Linked DNA regions of Homo sapiens: regions 1 and 3 are each linked to region 2. Evidence: chromatin loops called from intact Hi-C (ENCODE). Cell type or tissue: endothelial cell of umbilical vein. All regions are shown on one strand.

Evidence for each region. Peaks named below come from ENCODE experiments on the same cell type or tissue, not always from the same donor. Only the 100,000 strongest peaks of a DNase experiment are listed, where the experiment ranks them.
Region 1: a loop joins it to region 2, with 6 times the contacts of the local background. A loop is called at or near these places in 38 of 110 quality-filtered maps.
Region 3: it touches region 2 in a loop (13-fold over the local background); 29 of 110 quality-filtered maps call a loop at or near these places.

What each region holds. Positions count from the first base shown.
Region 1 is chr11:74,566,851-74,574,850 of GRCh38, forward strand. No RefSeq gene overlaps it. Among named protein-coding and RNA genes, the nearest start is that of POLD3, 22 kb to the right of the region's middle. In endothelial cell of umbilical vein, a CTCF peak has its summit at 3,879 (motif pointing left); a DNase peak (open chromatin) is centred at 3,851; H3K27me3 peaks cover 858 bases.
Region 2 is chr11:74,384,799-74,392,798 of GRCh38, forward strand. All of the region lies in intron 1 of PGM2L1 (phosphoglucomutase 2 like 1), which reads right to left. Among named protein-coding and RNA genes, the nearest start is that of PGM2L1, 9.6 kb to the right of the region's middle. In endothelial cell of umbilical vein, a CTCF peak has its summit at 4,062; a DNase peak (open chromatin) is centred at 4,053; H3K27ac peaks cover 238 bases.
Region 3 is chr11:74,251,767-74,259,766 of GRCh38, forward strand. It overlaps PPME1 (protein phosphatase methylesterase 1), which reads left to right. Exons shown (of 14, transcript NM_016147.3): 14 at 1,726-2,937. The coding sequence ends at 1,744. LOC124902824 (small nucleolar RNA SNORA7) reads right to left here and starts at 786; the gene lies at 648-786. It also overlaps a transcript of P4HA3 not described here. In endothelial cell of umbilical vein, a CTCF peak has its summit at 4,186 (motif pointing right); DNase peaks (open chromatin) are centred at 1,725, 4,215 and 6,375.

The DNA of each region.
Region 1 (8,000 bases), 180 kb after region 2:
ATTAATAACCAAGCTAGTTGATTAAAAACCATGTATTAGTGCTAGTTGATTAATAACCAAGCTAGTTGATTAAAATGTATTAGTATTAGTGCTAATGTATTAGCGCTAGTTGATTAATACTGACATAGTAGTTAAAGTATGTCTGAGAAGAATTCAGGGAGTAGTTTAATTAGAATTTCAGCTTTGGGTGTTGACGGTGAAGTGGGAATACTTCTTCCCTGAGTTGTCCTGGGGAGGGATTCTCCATTTCTGGTTTACAAGACCAGAGTATTAAATTATACTACAACCATCTCATCCTGTGATGAGAAACTCTGGTGGGCTTGCACCTGTAGTCAGCTACTCGGGAGGCTGAGGCAAGAGAATCACTTGAGCCTAGGAGGTCAAGGCTGTAGTGAGCTGTAATCATGCCACTGCACCCCAGTCTGGGAGACAGAGTAAAACTCCATCTCTAAAAATAAAAAAAATTGTAAATTTTTTTGAAAGATGAGGAATTCACCAAACATGAAAAAGAGGTCTATAGCTCCTCAGCCCAAAATGTCAACAACAACGTGTTATCTCATCTTTTCTCCACTCTCTCTGTACCTCCAGGCCATCCACCTCTGAATTTCAATTTTTTTTGTTAGTTTGTTTATTTAAAACCAGGACAATACTGCTTTCATTTACTTTGTTTTAAAAATCTACAACCTAGTGACTGTATTGGTCATAAGCATGATTGCTGTTGCAATGTGCTACTTATAATGAATGACAGCAAACAAGCTAGGGATTCTGTCTGCCACTTCCAGCCTTTCCTCTTTTTACTTCAATAGGCATCGATGATAAATCAATCTTATGTACAATTTCTTATAACTTTTGTATTTTTTGTAGAGGTGGGGTTTCTCCATGTTGCCCAGGCTAGTCTGAAACTGCTGAGCTCAAATGATCCACCCATCTTGGCCTCCCCCCATGGGATTACAGGCATGAACCAGTGCTCCTAGCCTTTGCATTTTAACTGGGTAATGTATATAAGTATAGATGCCAGGTTTTTAAATTTTTTGTCTGTTGCTTGGTTGGCTGGTTTTCTTGTTTTAGTTGCCCAACATCTGAATCCTACCCCTTCCTTATATTCAGAGAACTCTCGACCATCTGAGCCTTGGAGAGAGGCAGATTTTGTCTCCTATTATGGAAGTGAAAAAGTACAGATATTTGCTTTCCAGCACGCCCTTAACAGCTAGGGCATGTGCATATTATATAGGTTCAATCAATTTGGTATGTCCTCTTGGAACTTTGATTAAGAAACTTGTGCCACAAAGAAGCAGGGACAGTGGAGAGTTCATTTTGGCAGAGGTGGAGGCAGTGACAGTAACATCTAGGTATAGGGCAGCAATGCCAGCAGAGCAATGGGTGGCCTCTGGGTCCAGGGTTCAGGGTAGGGATAGAGGTGGCAGTGGTGTCTTTACTGAATTGGCTCCATAGCAGGATTTGGGCTAAGGTAATACCTGTCTTGGCTCCTTTAGTCTCTGCCATTTTTTAAACAGCTTTATTGAAATATTAGGTTGGTGCAAAAATAATTGCAGTTTTTGCTATTACATGTATTACAATTTGCCCTTTTAAAGTGTCAAATTCCATGACTTTTAGTGTATTTACAAATATGGGAGACTATCACCATAGCCAATTTTTATTACCTCAAAAAAAATCCATATGCTTTAACTATCATTTCCTACCCCCACCCACACCCCCACCCCTCCCCAGCCCTGAGCAACTACTGATGTACAAATTTCCCTATTCTGGACTTTCACATGAATGGAATCATATAGCATGTAGCCATTTGCAACTGTCTTATTTTATTTAGCATGATGTTTTCAAGGTCCATCTATGTTGTGGCATGTATCAGTACTTCATTCCTTTTTATGGCTGAATCATATTCTATTGTATACCATGTTTTGTTTATCCATTCATTTGTTGACAGACATTTGGGTTATTTCCATGTCTTGGCTATTACGAACAATGCTGCTATAAACATTCATACACAAGCTTCTGTGTGGGCATATGTTTTCATTTTCTGCCCATTTGTTGACTCTAATTCTTCAGGCTTTCTGGTGACTCCATGAGTTACAGAAAATTATCTTAAATTTTTTTCTTATTCAAATAAGACAATATTGATTTCTGTTAGCTGGATTCACTTGCAGCTAATTTTTGTAATTTTTTGTACAGACATGGTCTTGCTGTGTTGCCCAGGCTGGTCTCAAACTCCTGGCCTCAAGTGATCCACCCCCATCAGCCTCCCAAAGTGCTGGGATTACAGGCATGAGCCACCACGCCCAGAATTTTCTTACTTTTGTTAAAAGACATGAGGACTTAACTATTTTCTCTGGGGCCCAGTTCTTAGTCCCAGAACAAAAGGGCTATAATTGGCTAATGTGACACACTTCCCAGTTAACCTTCAGTGCTGAATTTAATCTTCCTTATACATTGATGTAGAGAATGAGATCCAGAGAAGGAAAGTGACTTGCTTAAGGTCACACAGCCAGTCAGTGGTACAGTTAAGACTAGAATCTAGAACTCCTTATGCCAACTTAATGTTCTTCCCCCTACACTAGGCCTCCTGTCATCAATTCAACAACTGTTTGTTAAGCTCTGTGGTCATAGGATATATGGAAGAAGCAGGGGAGACAGAGTCCAAAGACATGATTTCTGCTCCTGGCTTTGCCACTTCCTACCTTTGTGACCTTGGACAATTTATTCTGTGTCTCTGGGTCTCAGCTATCTCATACAAAAAAGCAGGAGTTGGAGATTGGAGGCTAGGCAGGGAGAGCGGTTGGATTAGAGGGGACAAGCTCAAATGCCTACAACCTCCGTTTCATTTATTCAATTACATTTTATTCACTTATAATTTATCACCTCCTTTTTTTTTTGAGATGGGGTCTCACTCTATTGCCCAGGCCAGAGTGTAGTGGTGCTATCTTGGCTCACTGCAGCCTCAACCTCCTGGGCTCAAGCAACCCTTCTACCTCCTTCTCCTGTGTAGCTGGACCTATAGGCATGTGCCACCACTTCCAGCTAATTTTTGTAATTTTTTGTACAGACAGGGTCTTGCTATGTTGCCCAGGCTGGTCTCAAACTCCTGGCCTCAAGTGATCCACCCCCATCAGCCTCCCAAAGTGCTGGGATTACAGGCATGAGCCACCATGCCCAGAATTTTCTTACTTTTGTTAAAGACATGATCAATAAATATTTCACACATTAAAAAAAATGTTTAGGCCAGGTGCAGTTGTTCACGCCGATAATCTCAGCACTTTGGGAGGCCGAGGCAGGTGGATCACTTGAGCCCAGGAGTTGAAGACCAGCCTGGGCAACATAGGGAGACCCCTGCCTCTACAAAAAATATGAACCTTAGCTGGTATGGTGGCACGTGCCTGTAGTCCCAGCTACTCAGGAGGCTGAGGTGGGAAGATAGCGTGAACCCAAGAGATGGAGGTTGCAGTAAGCTGTGATTGTGTCACTGCACGCCAGCCTGGGTGGCAGAGTGAGACCCTGTCTCAAAAAAAAAAAAAAGTTTTAAGAAAAATAATAGTACAACCACCTTGATCAATGGCAAAAATAACTTGGCCTCAGTGTTGGGAGAACACAGGGAATGATAAGGACCAAGGCTCACCATGGTAGAGCACAAGATATTTGGATTTTTTAAAAGCCTGAAATATGATTTTACTAGGACATCCCTTATTCTTTAAATTTGGGCAATTAATTCAATTAAACTTTTTCATACAGAGCGTTTTCTAATTGTGTATTGAGGTCCTATCTTTATTGTTATTCTTCATGGAGGAAGGAGCGGCAATAACTCCTAATGGGAGATAGCAAAAGGAGAGGTGACTCTGCCATCTGCTGCTCACTGATGGTATGTACCTACAGGCCTTCAGTAGGATTTAGGTGCCACCCTTATAAAGGGTCAGCTCTGAAAGTCTTTGCTGGGGACATCTCCAATATCCTAATTTGATGGTTGGGGTGTCAGGCACATGGAGGCCTTATATCCCAATACCTGGAAACCATGAAGCCGGCTCCAAGGTAAAGCCCACAAGCTGAATCTGACCTCTGGTAGGCATCAGGCATGTGTTGCCACAGAGCTAAAAGTGTGGCTGGAGAAGGACGAGAGGAGAGGAAAGAGGATTGCGGTGGGAGTCGCCAAGAAAGCTGGAAGCCATTGCACAGCTCCAGGAACAGGGGCAAGGGCTGAGGTAAAAAAAAAAAAAAAAGAGAGAGAAATGAGTGGATTTGAGAAACAGTACAAGAAAATCCGACTTGATAAGACATTGGATTCAGAGAATGAAGGGCTGGAACTGCCAGTGCCTGCCAGTGAGTTGTACTTTGTGCTACCAACTAATCTTCGTAGAACTTCAGTTTGATTATTCATTACCTCCAGCCTATTTTGGCTTCCTACTGAAATCAGGACACAAGGAAATTTGTCACCAGGTAGACAATAAATGTCCCTCCCCACCCCCTGCCAGTCACCCCACTAGTCTTATTAGGAATCCTACACTTGGTAGGAATTAAGAAGTCTTGACTGTGAGTCCCAAGTTCAGTCATTTTCTGGCTGACTGACCTTGGGGAAAGTGACCAAACACCTGGGAGTTTAGTTTTCTCATCTTCAGTTTACTCATCTGAACAATGGAGCAATGGCAACAACAGCTCCCTTTAGGCTGAGCCAAGCTTCATACAAGCTAATGTCAGACATCTATCATCTTATTGAATTCTTGCAACCCCAGGAAATGGGCACTACCATTACCCCCATTATTCAAATGAGGACACTGAAGCTCTGAGAAATTGAGTGGCTTGCCCAAGGCCATATAGCTAGAAAGTGGGAGAAGCTGTCTTTCCAACTCAGACTGCTTAGCTCCAAAGCTTTACTGCTCTGGATCTCTGTCTCAGTGAGCTTTTGCTATAAAATGACCCACCCTGAAACACAGTGGCTTAAAACAACAATCATTTTGTTTAGTTCACAGTTCTAAGGTACAGTATATTTATACAGGTCACAGTTTTGATCTTGGCCAATTTAGCTGATCTATGCTGGATTCCCACATGCATGGGTCTGTGGATAGCTGGTAAGTTGGCTCAATCACATATTTGGTGACTGGCAGTTGGCTGGAGCACCCTGATGCTCCTCCATATAGCCTCTCATCTTCCAGCAGGCTAGCTTAGGCTCATTGACTTGGCGGGCTAAAGATTCCAAGTTTAACAAGAGAAGACAGGCCAGATGCAGTGGCTCACACCTGTAATCCCAGCACTTTGGGAGGCTGAGGTGGGAGGATCATGAGATCAGGAGTTCAAGACCAGCCTGGCCAATATGATGAAACCCCGTCTCTACTAAAAATACAAAAATTAGCTGGGTGTGGTGGTGCATGCCTGTAATCCCAGCTACTCAGGAGACTGAGACAGAAGAATCGCATGAACCCGGGAGGCAGAGGTTGCAGTGAGCTGAGATCACGCCACTGCACTCCAGCCTAGGTGACAAAGCGAGACTCCATCTCAAAAAAAAAAAAGAGAGAGCAGACAAGCCTCCGTGCTCAAGCATGTTTCAAGTCATCGCAAAGCCAAACCAGACTCAGAGTGCAAAAGCACTTTCAAAAGGTGTGGGTAGAGGGAAGGGGATAATCTGTGGTCATTTTTACAATCTGCCATAAATGCTATGCTATAATCCCTGTTTCACAGGGTTGATCACATGAGATAAAGAATGTGAATCAGCTTTGACGTGAATCAGCTTTGTGAACTTCTATAAAATATTGTCCAGAGGAGTGGCATTGTTTAATGATTAGTACTGTATGCCAATAGTACCTCGAACTCAACACATCTGGTAATTATCTCCATTTTCCAGATGAGGAAACTGAAGCCTAGAGAGCTTAGGGGGCTTGCACATGATCATACAGCCAGAATCTGAACAGAGATCTGTGTGTGCAGTGCTCTTCAGCAACTTGATTCTTTATTGCATTGTTCTATAATCCGTTTTCCTGAGCAGGTCTTGTTTTCCCAACTAAAATTCCTTAAGGACTTTTTTTTTTTTTTTTTTTTGAGATGGACTCTCACTCTGTTGCCTAGGCTGGAGTGCAGTGGCGCGATCTTGGCTCACTGCAACCTCCATCTCCCGGGTTCAAGCAATTTTTCTACCTCAGCCGCCCGAGTAGCTGGGACTATAGGCACGTGCCACCAACGCCTGGCTAATTTTTGTGTTTTTAGTAGAGACAGGGTTTTGCCATATTGGCCAGGCTAGTCTTAAACTCCTGACCTCATGATCCGCCTGCCTTGGCCTCCCAAAGTGCTGGGATTACAGGTGTGAGCCACTGCACCCGGCCCTTAAGGACGTATTATAGGTCTTTTATTTCTTTTGTGGCCACGGTGGTGGCTAGCATTATACTAAACACATGGTAGGCACTCACTAAAGACTTTTCAAATGACTGAATCACTCATTCATTTATTTATTCCCTTTTTAAGCAAACATTTATTGAACACCAATTATTACATAGGTCCTGGACACTGAGAATACAGAAATAAATAACACAATATTCCTTTTCTTAAGAAACTCGCCTAGTTAAAAAAAAAAAATTCAACCTGACACTGTAATCTAGCATGATAGAACCTCAAAGGGTTATGACAGCAAAGGAAAGGAGCCCTAAACTAGCCTGGCAGAGAAGATACCTGCCTTCTTTATGGCTGAGGACACTGAGGAGGATACTTCTGAAGAGAGCACAGCAGATGCAAAGACTTGTGGGAAATAACACGGTATGTACCTGGACTTATCAGCAGTCTGTGTTGCTGGAGCATAGGTAAGAAGCAGCTAGGGGTGAGAGGTGAAGTTGAGGTGGTAAGAAGCTCAAACTTGATCTCTTTTTTTGGGACAGGGTCTTGCTCTGTCACCTAGGCTGGAGTACAGTGGCGTGGTCACAGCTTACTGAAGCCTCAAATTCCTGGGTTTAAGTGAACCTCCCACCTCAGCCTCCCCTGTAGCTGGGACCACAGGCACACGCTACTATGCCTGACTCATTTCTTTATTTTTTGTAGAGATGGGGTATGACTATGTTGCCCAGGCTGGTCTAAAATTCCTGGGCTCAAGTGATCCTGCCACTTCAGTCTCTCAAAGTGTTGGTATTACAGGTATTAGCCACAGCACCCGGCCTCAAACTTGATCTTAAAAGCACTGAGAGGGTCAGGCGCGGTGGCTCACGCCTGTAATTCCAACACTTTGGGAGGCTGAGGCGGGAGGATCACAAGATCAGGAGTTTGAGACCAGCCTGGCCAATATGGTGAAAACCGGTCTCTAATAAAAACATACAAAAAAAAAATTAGCCAGGGGTGGTGGCGGGCACCTGTAGTCCCAGCTACCCAGGTGGCTGAGGTAGAAGAATCGCTTGAACCCAGGAAGCAGAGGTTGAATGAGCCGAGATTGCACCACTCCACTCCAGCCTGAGTGACAGAGTGAGACTCCGTCTCAAAACAAACAAACAAACAAACAAAAAAAAGGCCGGGCACTGTGGCTCACGCCTGTAATCCCAGCACTTTGGGAGGCCGAGGCAGGTGGATCACGAGGTCAAGAGATTGAGACCATCCTGGCCAAACAACATGGTGAAACCCCATCTCTACTAAAAATACAAAAATTAGCTGGGTGTAGTGGTGCACACCTGTAGTCCCAGCTACTCGGGAGGCTGAGTCAGGAGAATCGCTTGAACCTGGGAGGCAGAGGTTGCAGTGAGCCGAGATTGCTCCACTGACTCCAGCCCAAGCGACAGAGTGAGACTCCATCTCAAACAATAAAATGAAATAAAATAAAGCACTGAGATGCACCACTAGGTAATAAAAACACATTCAGACCAAGACTCGTATGCAAATTTTTTAGTACCAAAACTGGAACTTATCCAACACCCATCATCTGGTCAGTAAATGAATAAAATATGGTACACTCATACAATAAAATACTACTCAGCAATAAAAAGTAATCAACTACTGATATTTGCACTAACATGAAAGACGATACATTTGTT
Region 2 (8,000 bases):
ACTTTGAGTTCACCAGTATTCACAGGGCAGCCCTTTGGACTTCTAACCTAAAGTAAGAGTGTTTTCAGGGTCTCCACCCGCAATAGGGCCTAGATTCCAACTTTTGTCCCGCTATACTAGCAAGGCTAACAAAAAGACTGACAATCTTCTTAGCTGCCTATCCTGATCAATAAATGTGCCCTGGGCAAAAGTGGCCCCCTAAATACTAAACTCAGCTCTCTGAATTTCTGTCTTCTTCTAGATCATGGCCTGGAATTTCCTTCTTCTTCCAAATCTTAAACTGGAAACTCTTGACTAACATTAAATAACACCTTCAAACAGATTTTTAAATCTATATTTTGTCTGTTTTTTCCAGTTGTTGGAGGAAGATTGTCCAAATTACCTCATCTGTCATTTCTAGAAGCAGAAATCTTTCTATCCTACAACACTGCACTATATAGTATGGCTTTACTACACTTAACTTACATGTACTCCACTATATGTATTTAGCCCTGCCTCCTAAATATTAAAATTGTATTTTGTGTATGTGCTCTATTATATATGGCACATTACTACATATGTTACATATTCTCATATATTACTGTGTAAGGATAGATATTTGAAATCATGTATCTTGTAGTTCTTGGACAATTTAAGGGTTTACAAGGGTGATTTTAAAATTTTATACCATTATCATTATTTATTGACTTTGGAATCTAACTCCTAAGTAAGACAAGACTCCATTATACCAGAAATGTTCTCATACGGAAGTTGCCTATTTGGGATACTACAGAACATGTTTTTATTCTGAGTAGGAGCTTAAATAAGATAATATCTATATTTCTGTCAACTGAGATTCCATAGTTTTATGCTTAATTTAACGTATACTCAGACAAAAGATTCATGGCTTGATGTTTAATGCATATTTTGAAATGGCGAAAATACTACCAACAGGAGAACCCTGCCCATCAGCATAAAAACCACCAAGAAAGGAAACAATAATATGCTTTTTCTTTTTCAATAAAGCCCAAATTCCATATTCTTCTGAAATTAGGCTACAATTATGGTCTGACAGCATTTCCCAGAAGTTAAATATCTCTGTATCATGTATATGTCATCTTTACATGTTATAGAAATAATCTAAGGGAAAAAATTATATGCAAAATGATGCTGTCAGCATTATTCAAAATAGTTTTTAAAAATCAGAATACTTTAAGACATCCAGCAAAAAGGAAATGGTTAAATATGATATATTTACCAAGTGAAATACTATGCTGTCAATAAAATTATAATTATGTTCTACGTGATAAAAATTACATATATAAATTCAAAAGACAAACTGAGAAAAAAACATTTGTAATACATGATACATCAAAGACTTATTTCTTTGGCATTAAAACAGGAGAAAAGATTAATAACTCAATAGAAAAGCTAGCAAAAGATATGAATAGTTCATAGAAAAGGAAATACAGCTATCTTTTAAGTATATGAAAATATACAACCTCACTTATAAGAAAAATGGAAATTAAAGCTAAAATAAAATATAGTTTTTATTTTTCACAATGGCAAAGAAAAATATTTGATACTGCATGGTAGAGTCAAGAATTTGAGAAAGCAGGCACTTTTATATATTATTGGTAGAATAATACATTGGTGCACACTCTCTGTAAGGCAATTTGGCAATATCTGTCAAAAAAAAAAACTTTTTTTTTTTTTGAGGTAGGGTCCCACTCTGTCACCCAGGCTGGAGTGCAGTGGTGCCATCACAGCTCACTGCAGCCTCAACCTCCCAGGCTCAAGCAATCTTCCCACCTAAGCCTCCCAAGTAGCTGAGACTATAGGCACATGCCACCATGCCCACCTAATTTTATTTACTTTTTGTAGAGATGAGGTCTCCCTATTTTGCCCAGGCTGGTCTCAAACTCTGGGGCTCAAGCAATCCTCCTGCCCTGGCCTCCCAAAATGCTGGGATTACAGGCATGAGCCACCACACCCAGCCTCCCACAGTTATCTTCATTTAAGTGAAAAACAAAATGATATTTTAACTGAAAAAGAAAATCAAACAAAACCCTAGTATTCCTAGATATGCCTTGGTTACTTTGAGGAAAGGAAGAAGGGAGGAAAATGGAATCAGAGAGGTGGGCATGTGAATTTAAATTATAATTTCTTTCTTTTAAAAGATGTGATTCAAAGTTAGCAAAATATATGATTTAACGAAATGGGAACTATCATTTTCTGTCTTTTTAAAAAGAAGACAGAGATCAATTTGCTAGTGAGTCTTATGGCTTCTTTTCCTGATTTTCTCACAAAGCAAACATCCTTATGTAAAACTTTTATATCTACATTTCTATGAGAGTTTCCAGGATCCCCTCCACAACTCCATTCCATCTCATCCTAATTACATGCTGCAGCCAGATTAATCAGCCAAGAATCAGCAATAGAGTTCAATTCTCATTACATCAAATGTAAAAATTAGAAAGGTTGGGGTCAGATCCCAAAGGGCAAAGGAGTTTGAAACCTTCTTGGATTCAAATAGTCCCCTCTCTCTACACTTCTCTGAGCCTGGGTTTGTGCATAGGCTTAAAAAAATGGAAATAACTACCTCAAACAATCCTTGGGAGAATTAAGAGACTTTCTACATGAAAGCATCTAGTAAGTACCATGTCTGGTACATGATCACTCATAAACACTAGTTTTCCTTCACCTATACTTACTCACCATAGTAGCACAATACATACGCTATACTTAAGAAATCTGTTCATGGTTTCTGCATGCCTCCTGCTCAGTTTCATTTCCCTGATCAGTGTCATTTTCCATTTTATGATTCTACTGTGCCCATTTTAAATTTTTGCCCCATATCCATTATCTATTTGTATCCTACTTACCCTTCAAGTCCCAGCTCAAATTCTACCTCTTACAAAAAATCTTCCTGACTTTGAACTCCTATTGCCCTTAAAAGCCAATGTCAGACAGTTAACCACTTAATTTTTATTTATATTTTAAATTTTACTTTATTATGAATTACAGTAACACATTTCTCTTATTTTAAAAATACTAATAATACAGATAAAGCTGCAGACATCATTGACCATTACTTTCATTCCCAGACCCCACCTTTAGAGGTGCCGCTTACAGCTTGTAATACATTCTTCCAGACCTTTACTACACATCTACATACTTGTAAAATGCAGTTTTGCTTTAACTCTTTTTTTACATATATGGCATCAAATTGTACATGTTGTTCTATAACTTGCTTATTTCATGTATATCTTGCACAGAGGGCCAAATACTGCATGATTTCACTTATATGAGGTATCTAAAATAGTCAAATTCATAGAATTAAAGAGTGGAATGATGGTTGCCAGATGCTGGAAGGGAAGGAGGAATGGAGAGTTGCTAAGCAAGAGGCATAAAGTTGCAGTTAAGCCAGATGAATTCATTATAGAGATATGCTGTGCAGCACTGTACCTACAGTTAACCATACTATATTGAATACTGGAAAATCTGTTAAGAGGGTAAATCTCATGCTAAGTGTTCTTAATATGATAAAATAAAATTAAAAAAAATATAAACCTATACACCTATGTATCTATATCTCTCTTTATATCTATATATCTTGGAGGTCCTTTTAATACATATAGAGCCATGCTATTCTTTTCACTCCAGAGTGTTCCAGTTTATGTCACCATTTATTTATTCATGGACACTTAGGCTTTTCCCTCATTTTTACCTATATAAATAATGAAATATTTCAGAGAGAAAATGACGTGAAAAAATTCTGAAGCAGAAACACAACATAAAACCATTACTTACGTTAAAGAGGTTTTCTAACAAGGTAGACATTAAAATGTCTTTGAATCAGAGAGATATGGTATTTTTCATTTACCATATTATAGTCTTCATACTCTTTAAGGCATTAAATATGACCATTTCCATTGTTTTGTTTGGTAAGATACACTCCTCATTAAATGACTTGGTGTAAAAGATCTCATGAGGATTGGTGACACTATCTCACTGCCTTCCTGTCTATTCTTCACCAGCATAGAACATTTTCTCCATTAACTCCCGATACTAGAGGGCAGCAGCCTCAGTACTAATTAGTAGTAATGCAGACCACAGTTGACTAATGAAAACAATACTCCTTCAGTAAAATCTGCACTAAATTACTAATCAACCTTTTATTTTGAGGGAAAATATTTCTAAAAAGCCAAACAGACATAAATTAGGTAAAAACAGGTTTCTCCATGAGACAAGCCAATTGTGCTGTCTCTCCAAAAGGAAGGATGAAAGAATTCTGATTTAGATTATCCAGGGATTATCATTGAAATCTAAGCTAATGTAACCAGGTGTGATGGCTTGTGCCTGTAGTCCCAGCCACTCCGGAAACTGAGGTGGGAGGATCACTTGAGCCCAGGAGGCTGCAGTGAGCTATGATCACACTGCACTCTAGCCTAGGTGACAGGGTGAGACCCTGTTTCTCTACAAAACAAAACAAAACAAAAACCCTGAGCTAATGAAATATAATAAGATGTATATTCTTTTGTTAATTCAATGTATCTCACAAGTAAAACCTGGAAGAATCAAATGATGATAAATTCCTTTTTATTAGATTATCCATATTCTTTGATTTTTTTAAATAAGAGGAGAGGAAGAGACAGGAAAAATACTTTTTTAAAAATTTATTTTTTTTGAGATGGAGTCTCGCTCTGTCACCCAGGCTGGAGTGCAGTGGCGCGATCTTGGCTCACTGCAGCCTCCGCCTCCCGGGTTCCAGTGATTCTCCTGCCTGTCTCCTGGGTAGCTGGGATTACAGGCAAGTGCCATCACGCCCAGCTAATTTTTTGTATTTTTAACAGAGATGGGGGTTTCACCATGTTGGCCAGGCTGGTCTCGAACTCCTGACCTCAGGTGATCCGCCTGCCTTGGCCTCCCAAAGTGCTAGGATTACAGACGTGAGCCACTGCGCCCGACCGGGAAAATAATTTTAGATCAAAGACATATCCGAATAGGTTTCTAACGGCCTTGTAGAAAACTTGAAGGAACTGGCCGGGTGCGGTGGCTCACGCCTGTAATCCCAGCACTTTGTGAGGCCGAGGCGGGCGGATCACGAGGTCAGGATATCGAGACCATCCTGGCTAACATGGTGAAACCCCGTCCCTACTAAAAATACAAAAAAAAAAAAAAAAAAAAAATTAGCCAGGCGTGGTGACGGGCGCCTGTAGTCCCAGCTACTCGGGAGGCTGAGGCAGGAGAATGGCGTGAACCCGGGAGGCAGAGCTTGCAGTGAGCCGAGATTGCGCCACTGCACTCCAGCCTGGGCGACAGAGCGAGACTCCGTCTCAAAAAAAAAAAAAGAAAACTTGAAGGAAGTAAACAAACAGCTTTTATGAAAGAAAAAAAAAAAAACAGGGCAAAGAAGTCCCCCAAATAACAAACAGAAGTGCTAGTCTACCTATTTTGAAAACTGTCAGGTGAGACAGGAAGAGCTTTCAAATATGAATCACTCCTTTTCAAATATATCTATGGAAAAATTACTACACTGTGTAGTTTTTCCACACCATCTTCTTTCAGTAAGCAATCTACATTTAAGGTTTCTTCATCTTTTCACAGCTTGATAGCTCATCTCTTTTTGTGGCTTGACAGCTAATTTGTTTTAATCACTGAATAATATTTGATATGCAACAGTTTGCTTATTCATTCACCTATTGAAGGACATCTTAGCTGTTTTCAGTTTCAAGTACATTTTTAATTTGAAGAAATAAAAGTATAAAGATTTTTGGGTCAAGATGAAAGACTTAAACACTTGTCTCCCCTCCCTGAGAACTTATTACAGTGATAGTAAAGGAACGAAAGGACTAAACCTACAATGTAAAAAGAACTGGAGGAAGGGATCAGTGGGTACTGAAGAGTAGATGCAATTTCCACGTACAAAAAGTAGCATGAAACAAAGTGCAATAAGCCCAAACCCAAAATAACTTGATAACATGTACATTTTGTTCTATAATCAAAATGAAATCTTGTCTTCAACATGGATGAACTATGAAGACATTATGCTAAGTGAAATAAGCTAGTCATAGAAAGACAAATATTGTATGATGCCACTTATATGAGGTACCTAGATTAGTCAAATTCATAGAAACAGAAAGCAGAATGGTGGGTGCTAGAGGCTTAGGGGACGAAGAAATGGGGAGTTATTTAATGGGTACAGAAATTCAGTTTAGCAAGATGAAAAAGTTCTGGAGATCTGTTTTTCTTTCCTTAAGATCCATCAATTAATTGTTCAAAATGATGCCCCATTTTAGTTGGCTTCATTTTTAGACCATAACTTAACTTACTCAGCTTTGTCTTTCCTTGCTTATTTGGGTCCTTCATTCTTTCCTTCCCTCCCTCCCTTCCTACTTTCTTCCTGTTTTCCTCCTCCCTCCCTCCCTTCCTTGGGTAACTGCTTTTTCTTTTCTGTTCTTTTTTTTTTTAATGTTGTTGACCAGAAACAACACGCCATCTTCACCATATTACTAACATCTTCCAGCTTTTTACTATTTATGGCATAGATGCTGAATTCTTTTTCAAGATATATTTCTGGAACCCCAGTGTGGATCAGTACACTATTTTCATCTAGGATTTCTTTACATTGGATTTCTGGGGAAGTTACTCCACATCAACTTCCTCATATTTCCTATTTCCTTTTGCTATGTTTCCTCAACTTTAACGTCTATATTTTCTATTGCATTTGGCAGGGGTGGGGTGTAACGTTTTTTTCTTAATTTCCAAGAGCTCATTATTGTTTCCTGTTCCTTTTTCATAGCATATTTCCTTATTTGATGGAATAATTGTCTTATTTAATCAAAAAACATTAAGTTCTTGTGTTCCCTGACTTAACTCAGTTTTTTTCCTGTATCCATTGCTTTACTTATTTTTCATGCAGCTTATTTCCTTTTTATAGTTTGATCGTTAGTTAGTTATTAACATCAATAGATTTTTAGCCGCTGGTACCCAACATTCTGTTTTCTGTTTCTGTGTATTTGACTACGCTAGGTACCTTATATAAGCTGGTATGGGTTTTCTCTGTTTTCATGTATACAATATGTTTTCTGCCAGTCTCCTCTTAAATAGAATGGCCAGTTGGAAGCCCTGTTTGTTAGTTGCACTTATTGTCCTGCAAACTTTGCTAGCATTAATTATATTGTTTAAACTTTTGAAATAACTAATGCTAATAGCATAACTATCAAAATTTAGGAGACATAGAGAATAGTGAGTGAATTCCCATTTTTTATAGCACAGGGATATATTTGACAGATAATATCTAAAGCTTTAAAATACATCAAGAAATAGTGCTTCTAGTATATTACTTAGTCTTTTCATGGTAACCACAAAAATAACTAAAAAGAAACTTAAAATGACTTATAAGGAGCAAACTGAGGAAAAGAAGAGGCAGTTAGGATCATTGTTTTCCATTATAATCCCTTCTGTACTATTTTTTAAAATCATAAGCATGTATTTCTTCAAAAAAAATAAATTGCAAATAAAATGATGAAAACAGGAGAAAATGTAGGAAATTTGGAAGTATAAAGAAAAAAATGAATTTGAATTCTAAAAAGAAAAATTCAAATATTCATTTATATGTACTAAATTTCTTGGACAGAAGGAGAATACTGTGTTGCCAAGGAGACCAAAGCAACTGTTCAGCTCTTAAAAAAAAAAAATCCATGGCAATTTATTCTGCATAATATTACATCCTACTCCAGCTTTATAAAAGCCAATAAAATAGTTTTTTTTTTTTTGAGACGGAGTCTGGCTCTGTCGCCCAGGCTGGAGTGCAGTGGCGCGATGTCGGCTCCCCTGCAAGCTCCGCCTCCCGGATTCACGCCATTCTCCTGCCTCAGCCTCCCGAGTAGCTGGGACTACAGGTGCCCGCCACCTCGCCCGGCTAATTTTTTGTATTTTAGTAGAGACGGGGCTTCACCATGTTAGCCAGGATGGTCTCGATCTCCTGACCTTGTGATCCGCCCGCCTCGGCCTCC
Region 3 (8,000 bases), 130 kb before region 2:
AAGCAGACACTTGTAGGACTGTAAATATCTCTGCCTTACCCCTGCCTGGTTTGGTCACCATGCCTTTCTTCCTCCTCCTCAGTGAAGAGCCTGGCATGTCTGTTTCTACAAAGCCATGGTTGGTTGTTTCTTTGTGCTGTGCTCCCACGGGTTGATGCTGAGGCTGTGATTAAATTGTGCCTAGTCTCACTCCCCACTGTGATGTGCATTTCTTCTTGAGGTGCCCCTTTGAGGAGGCTGGGATAGGAATCAGTCCTTTTCCAGGCTCCTAGAGAAGTTTTCTTTGGCTTCTCCTGCCCTGCTGCCAAGGAAAGCTGGGCAGGCCATGGAGCAGGGCTTTTTTTTTTTTTTTTTTTTCTTGGCACAGTCTTGGTTCACTGCAACCTCTGCCACCTGGGCTCAAGTGATCCAGTGCCTCAGTCTCCCGAGTAGCTGGGATCACAGGCGTACGCCACCGTACCCGGCTAATTTTGTTTTTTTTTTTGTTTTTTTTTTTTTTTAGTAAAGATGGTGGTTTCTCCATGTTGGCCAGGCTGGTCTTGAACTCCTGGCCTCAAGTGATCCACCCGCATCGGCCTCCTAAAGTGTTGGGATTATAGGGATTATAGGCACAAGCCACCGCGCCTGGCCTAGAGCAGGGTTTTCTACAGTGTTGCACAGTGTCTTCCCATGGCCAGCTACTAAGCAAGCTGGGAATGGAATGGGTGCCTCTGCCAGGCTTGCTTCCCCTCCCTTTCCGAAGCTGGCAGAATATTAGCCACTCTGCAGGGGTGATCCTGGAAGCTCTAGAGCAGGGTTTTCAACCTCAGCTTTATTGACATTTTGAGGTGGATAATTCTTCATTGTGGGGACTGTCCTGTGCATTGTAGGATGCTTAGCAGTATCCCTGGCTTTTACCCACCTGATAACAGTAGTACCCCTCCCACACACGGTTTTGACAAACAGAAATGTCTCCAGATTTTACCAAATGCCTCAAGGGAGGCAAAAATTCCCCCTCTATTGGTCTAGAGGAAGAAACAGGGCCAGGTCTCTCATCCTAGGTAGCTCTTCATCTGTTTAGGGAAACACAGTTGGGCTCTTTGTTGAGGAAGAAGAGAGGCATGTTGACCAAACCAGGTGGTATTGACCCACCTCAGCCAGCTCCTAGTCTGTACTGCAGAAGGCCTTTGATCCTCAGAGAGCCCACAACCCTCATGAGGAGTCATTCCTACCATTGAAAAGTCTCTTCTCTGATTTTGGTGAGGGCTTGGGGAAACTTGTTCCCCACTCTCAGAAAGTTTGCAGAAGAAATATTAAGAAAAGGAAATGGCTTCTGCGTTAGAGAACTCTGAATTCCAGGGCCTGGGAGATGAGAGTGACAGGGCAGGGTAAGCACTGGAGATGATGGCAAGACCTTGGGACAGTGAACCACAGAAGCGACACCCCTATGCTGAGCCATCCCTCTAACAACTGACCATTCATGGATCCCAGGAACCAACAATAAAGACTTAATTTCTCTTACTAAACAGTGTTTGGCTGGGGCCCTTCGACCATTTGGAGCCTTGGGCAAATGAGCAGCACACTGAGAGCAGACCCTGGGTCCAGCTCTGGTCAGGGCTGTGAAATGGGTCAGATTTGCCAGGGCCTTGGTGGTCATTAGGGAGGGCTTCCTGGAGGATACAGATAAGCAAGGGAAAGCTATTGATAGTTACATTTGTTTTTCCTTCTCTTTCTGTTCTTCCACAGTGTGTTTCCTGGCTGTTAGTGACCTGCTGTCCACCCCTCCTCAACATCGAGCTCTGTTGTAAATACGTCGCACCAGAGGCCACTGTGATGCCACTGTCTCCTCTCCATCCCGCCCAGCCATGTGACACTGGCTCCCGGTAGACGGGCACCCCGAGATGTACCAACCTTTTCATGTATTCTGCCAAAAGCATTGTTTTCCAGGGCCCTTGACCAACATCGGCTTCCCCAGTCCAGGGCTCCCCTGCTCCTTTCCCTTCCCTGTACTGGGGTAGCTCCTGCCTGCTCTCCCTGCGTTGCCTAGGGTAAAGCCTCCAGATTTGCCATACTGAGCCCCTCTTCCTAGCATCAGGCGATACATCTGAGTTCAAATGTCTTCCCAGGCTCAGGGACCTCCATTCCTTGAGATTGTCTTGGCATGGCCCAGCCCTGCCTCATGGGATGGACAATGCATGGGGTGGTCTTTATTTTTCCCTTTCAAATAAAACACTAGTCAGGTACCGTTTTATCCCAGTCGTACTCTTCCAGGTTTGGAAGACCCAGAGAGGCCAAGATCCCATCCTTAGCCATAGCGAGCGGTGGTGGTGGATAGCATCACAAGAAACGAGCCTGAAAATCAGGTCCAGCCGGTCCAAGCACATGGCCTCCCATCTGGGAGAGCCCACTGTCCCACTCCCACATGTCTGGGCACCTGCCCTGGGCTGAGGCCAGGCTGCTCCAGGGGCCTCCTGCGCCCTCACCTGCCACAGAGCAACCCAGGTTAAATACAGCCCATGCACAAAGCCACAGGCCAAAGCCTATGGAATTGTTTTTAATCATCAAATTTAACCATTTTCATAACTGGTTCCTGGAGGTGTGCAGTGCCCCCTTGCCTCTTCAAACCTACAGCTTCTCTTTGCCATTTGTGGATTTCACATCACTCCACACAGAAACATTACAGCCTGGCATCCCCAGTCTTTGCCTTCTTCCAGCTGCCTCGACACAGCACTGTGGCCTGTCCCTATTGCCCAGGCACGCCATTTCCAAGGGCAGGAAGGGGCAGTGTCCTGAAGCCCATCTTTTCTGTGACTGTCTTAGGTGATGTGTAGCCCCCTCCACCTTTCCACTCAACAACCTCCCACCCCTGTCCTGCTGCATGGTCCGGAGTCTGGGACCTACTTTGTTTTTTGTTATTTATGACCTTGTTTAAAGAAAATAAATATCTCCCAACCTTTATTGGTCTGGTCTTTCTCTGTGGAATTGTCCTTATTTCTGCTGATATGGGGGCAGGGGACAGCTCATTGGACTTAGTTGTCATGGAACTCCAGAAACCCCTTTCCCTATAGCCCTTCAGTGTGTTATGCTCTGCCTGTCCCCTGATCCAGAATGCCCAGTGGGATGGTCAGAGCCACCCTCCTCTGCAGCCAGGATGGGATTCCAGTCCCATCTCTCCTAATTATCGGCTGTGTCGACTTTGGTCCAGAGCAGGACAATCTGTGCACTGTCCACATGATCTCAGTCACCATAGCTTCACTTATGTGAAACTTCATCTACAACCCAAATCATTTCCTGAGCTCTGAACAGGTAGGCCCAGGTTCCTCCTCCTGTCTCTCCCAGATGACCAAAAGCCACTTCATATTGACTGTTTCTAAAGCTGAATCCACCTTCCCCCGGAAACTTGCTCCCCATGAAACTTGCTCTTCCTCCAGCGTTTCCTGGCTCAATAAGTGATAGGTATCACCATCTCTCCAGTTGTCCAAACCAGATACCCACAGTGAATGACTTCTCTTACACCCACCTCAGGTCTACCACCAAATCCTGTTCATCCTCTTTTCCGTGTCCCCCTCTTTTCCATCCCACAGCCAGTGCCCTAGCTTAGGCCTCATCATCTCTCACTTTGATCACTTCAGTACCTTTGCTGCCCTCCTCCCCCCTGGGTGGTCCTCCACACTGTTGGAGGCTTCCTCCTAGCAGGCTCTGGGGCCAGAGTGTCTAAATTAGAACCCAAGCCCCACCCCTTACACTGTATGGTATGGCAACAAACTTTCTCTCTGCTGTAGTTCACTCATCTGAAAAATGGAGATAAACCGTACCTACCCCACAGGGTCTTGAGGATTATACAAGTTAAACTAGGTTAACTGGCTTTCTCACTAACTGGCACATGGTAAGACATTTAATAAGTAGTTCCTGTTATGACACTGTTACATTGTTATAGTTAGGAACTTTATTCAGGGCCGTCTGTGGGCCAATAGCATCAGTATCTCTTGGAAGCTCGTTAGAGAACTGTGTCCCCATGTCAGACCTATTGAATCAGAACTGATCTGCATTTTAACAAGTGCATCAATGTCTGAAAATTTCTTGTCTAGTTGATGATGAAATATTTCAGGGTAGTTCATGAGCTCCCTAGTAGAGGAGAGAAGTTCCTTATGTGTGGTTTGATTTCTCTCACCGGAACACTTTGCGGGTGCCTTTGCTGAGCTATGTGCCCTCTTGTCCACAAGAGGGCAGCATGATCACTTGGTTTTCAGGGGCACTCAGGTTCATCAGGTTCACTCAAATTTTGAATGTCATCTAATTCACTTGACACACATCTCATTTAATCTTCACAGCAACTCTATGAGGTAGGTGCTGTTATGTTCCTTTTACAGGTAGGCAGACAGGTCCAAATTCTACAGCTTGGAAGTGACTGTCAGAATTCAAAACTGGCTTGCTTCCACATCATTCTGTTCCTGCATGCTACAAGGGACCCTGGGCAGAAGTCATTTTGGACCAGATACTTAAAAGAGCAGAAGGAGGATGACCGTGGAGATGAACCCTCTTTACACTTGATGGAGGAGGCTGAGAATGAATGAAATGCTCGTGAGCTTTGTGGTTGGTTGTGTTTTAGGCACTTTCATCTCCATTCATCCTTTGTATCCTTGTGAAGTACAGGCACTATCCCCAATTTAAAGGCAAGGAAGCAAAAGCTCAGACATTTGAAATGGCTTGCCCACAGCCACGGCCAGAGTGGCAGCATCTTTGTCTTCTGATTCCAAGTCTACTGAGCATTCCATTACACCCCAGAAGAGAAGGGACCATTCATGTGTTCACTTAACATGGCTTTAACGAGCACCTACTATGTGTTGGCCATAACAGTGTCCTTGCAGAGCCTACAGATCAGCATGTATGAACTCAGGAAGGGAATAAAGAAGGAGATCCCAGAATCCTTGAATGAAGGATTGCCACAAAGCCAGAAGGAGCATGTTTGGGACAAACCAAAGGCCCTGTCACATAGACACTAGTGAAAGTCCAAGGGAAACTCCTTCCCAAAAAAGGAAGGTAGGCACATTTTGGAGGCAGATGTAGATCTGATGGGGGACAGAATCTTGAGACTGGGAGGACTGAAGACAAAGCCATGAGGGGAATGGGGCATGACTTCATAGCCCCACGCTCTTAACATACTGTTAGGAGCATTTGCTGATTAAGCAAACCCGAGCACCCAATATGTGCCAGGCATCCAATGGACTTTGTAGACAGAGGTAAATAATGAGGCTCTTAAAATGAACTCATTGTCTAGAGAGACAGTGATAGAAATAGTGACCACGTTGTAAGAAGGTTGGGGGTGGGCAGTAACTAAACCTATTTGGAAACAGGCCAGGAATGGTTTCACAAGAGGTAGCATTTTTTCTTTCTTTTTTTTAGACAGTCTCCTCTGTCACCTAGGCTGGAGTGCAGCAGCACAATCTTGGTTCACTGCAACCTCTGCCTCCCAGGTTCAAGCAATTCTCCTGCCTCAGCCTCCCAAGTAGTTGGGGTTTCAGGTGCCTGCCACCACGCCCAGCTAATTTTTGTATTTTTAGTAGAGATGGGGTTTTGCCATGTTGGCCAGGCTAGTCTCAAACTCCTGACCTCGAGTGATCTGCCCGCCTCAGCTTCCCAAAGTGCTGGGATTATAGGAGTGAGCCACCACACCCAGCCAAGAGGTAGCATTTGAGTTGAGCCTTGAAGTATCACAAAGTGGAGGTGGAGGAGGAAGGGCAAGATATCTCAGAAGGAACAGCACAGACAAGCGCTGGAGACTTGAAAGTCAGCCTAGGAAGAAGACTGTGGCTGGAGTATGGGCCGAGATAGGAGAAGAGCCAGGAGAGAAGGTGGGAGTCAGGGCATAAAGGCCTTAAGTGGCAAGAATAAGGAGTTTCCAGAAGTTATTAAATAGGCATGACCCCATATAAAAAGACAAGGTCAGGTCTTTTTTATAAAGGAAAGTCACTCTGGTAGCCTGTGTAGATGGATTGGTGGGTGCCAGACATGAGGCCAAGAGGTCAGTAAAGAGGCAGTTGTAATTGGGCAAGGAAAAGACACAGGTATACTTAATTAGAACAGTGGCCACTGGGCTGAGAGAACAGGATAGTCTCATTATTTTGGAGGTGGAATGAACAAGAAAGAGACTAGTTAGATTTCAAAAGTGAGGGGCCAAGAACCCTTAAGTTGGATGCAGGGGCCTGTCATGAGAAGTGGGGGTTGGAAGTGAAAGGTCAAGATTTTACCAAGGGAAAAGCAAGAAGAGAGCCTACACTAGCAGCAGAGAAAGCAAAACGCAGTCACACTCCTCCCTGCAGTCACTGTTTTGTTTGCAATCTTGGAGCCAACTCTGCTGCTCCAGCTGGCCACCCCATCAGCAGCCAGAATCAACTCATTCTCAGTCTGGGGCCAGGGCTCAGAAAGTTATGTCAACTCAAGAGGCTCCCTTATTCCTCGAGCTGGCTTCCTCTCCCAGCAGTTTGCTAGAAAACTCCAGCCCATAGCCAGGCAAAACCTTGTAACCCAAGACTAGCAGAAAGGCTGGATTCTTCCAGGTGCAGGCAATAGGTGACTGAGGAGTGAATGGAGTGTTGACAGAGACAGTTTCTTCCTGATTAATGAGAATGATGCCATTCCATAATGACTTATAGAATGACTAATCAAACAAGCTTAGAATAACTGACATGATACAGTCTGTATCATTTATAAAGCACGTTTACAACCTTTGAGACCTCCTAACTCCTCTGGAGTGGGGAGGGCAGACAAATCAGCAGTGCCTCCTACAGATGAGGAATTCGAGGGTCTGACAAGGAAAGTGATTTGTCCAGGGTCATACCTTAGCACAATCTGGACTAGAGCTCAGGCCACCTGACTTCCAGACGAGTGCCTTTTTAGTCCCACACCATAGCAGAAGGAGAGGAGGGGTGGGGCAGGGGCATGGAGGACTAGGACCTGATAATGAGAGGAATGCTCCAAGCTCAGTTCAGCCTCCTACTAGCTGGGTGACCTCTGGCACATCACTTCCTTCAGAACTTCAGGTTCTGCATCCCAAAATGGGGGGATAATCCTTAATTCACTAGGTGTTATGAGGGTTAAATGAGACCTAAGTATCCAAGTATAGTAAAAGCTGCTGCCTGCAGTAATAAGGTGAAAAACAGTAAATGCCATGGTGCTAAGAAGATAAGGGGATTCATTCATCCTGACTGGGAATCCCCACAGGGCGGGGAGACCAAGGCACAGCAATTCTACCCCTACTCCTGCTGGGTAGGGCTGCTCAGGCAGAATTAGTGGAAGCCGGTGTGCCCCTGGGGCCTGAGAGCAGTGGCCCATGCTGCATCCTCCCTGGGACGTCCTTCTCAAAAAACTTTTGGCTGGGCACGGTGGCTCACGCCTGTAATCCCAGCACTTTGGGAAGCCAAGGTGGGCAGATAGTGAGGCTTGGCCAACATGGCGAAACCCCGTCTCTACTAAAAATACAAAAATTAGCCGGGTGTGGTGGTGGGTGCCTGTAATCCCAGCTACTCAGGAGGCTGACGCAGGAGAATTGCTTGAACCCAGGAGGCAAAGGTTGCAGTGAGTGGAGATCATGCATGCCACTGCACTCCAGCCTGGGCGACAAGAGCAAGATTCTGTCTCAAACAAAACAAAACAAAACAAACAAAAAACTTTTAACCAGGATTTTTTAAAAAAATAGTAAACTCTACCTAACACAGTATTTCTCATTTTAACCATGTGGAAATGAACAGTTCAGTGGCATTAATTACATTCACAAGGCTGTGGACCACACCACTATCTATACCCCAACTTTTTCATCATCCCCAGCAAGAACTCTGTACCCATTAAGCAATAACTCCTGCCTGCGTCCCCAAGCTCTATTCTGCTTTTGGTCTCTGAATTTGCCTATTTTAGGTAGCTCATAGGTGGAATCCTACAATATTTATTTTGTGTCTGGCTTATTTCATTTAGCATAATGCTTTCAAGTCCATCCATGTTGTAGTGTGTATCAAAATTCTGTTCCA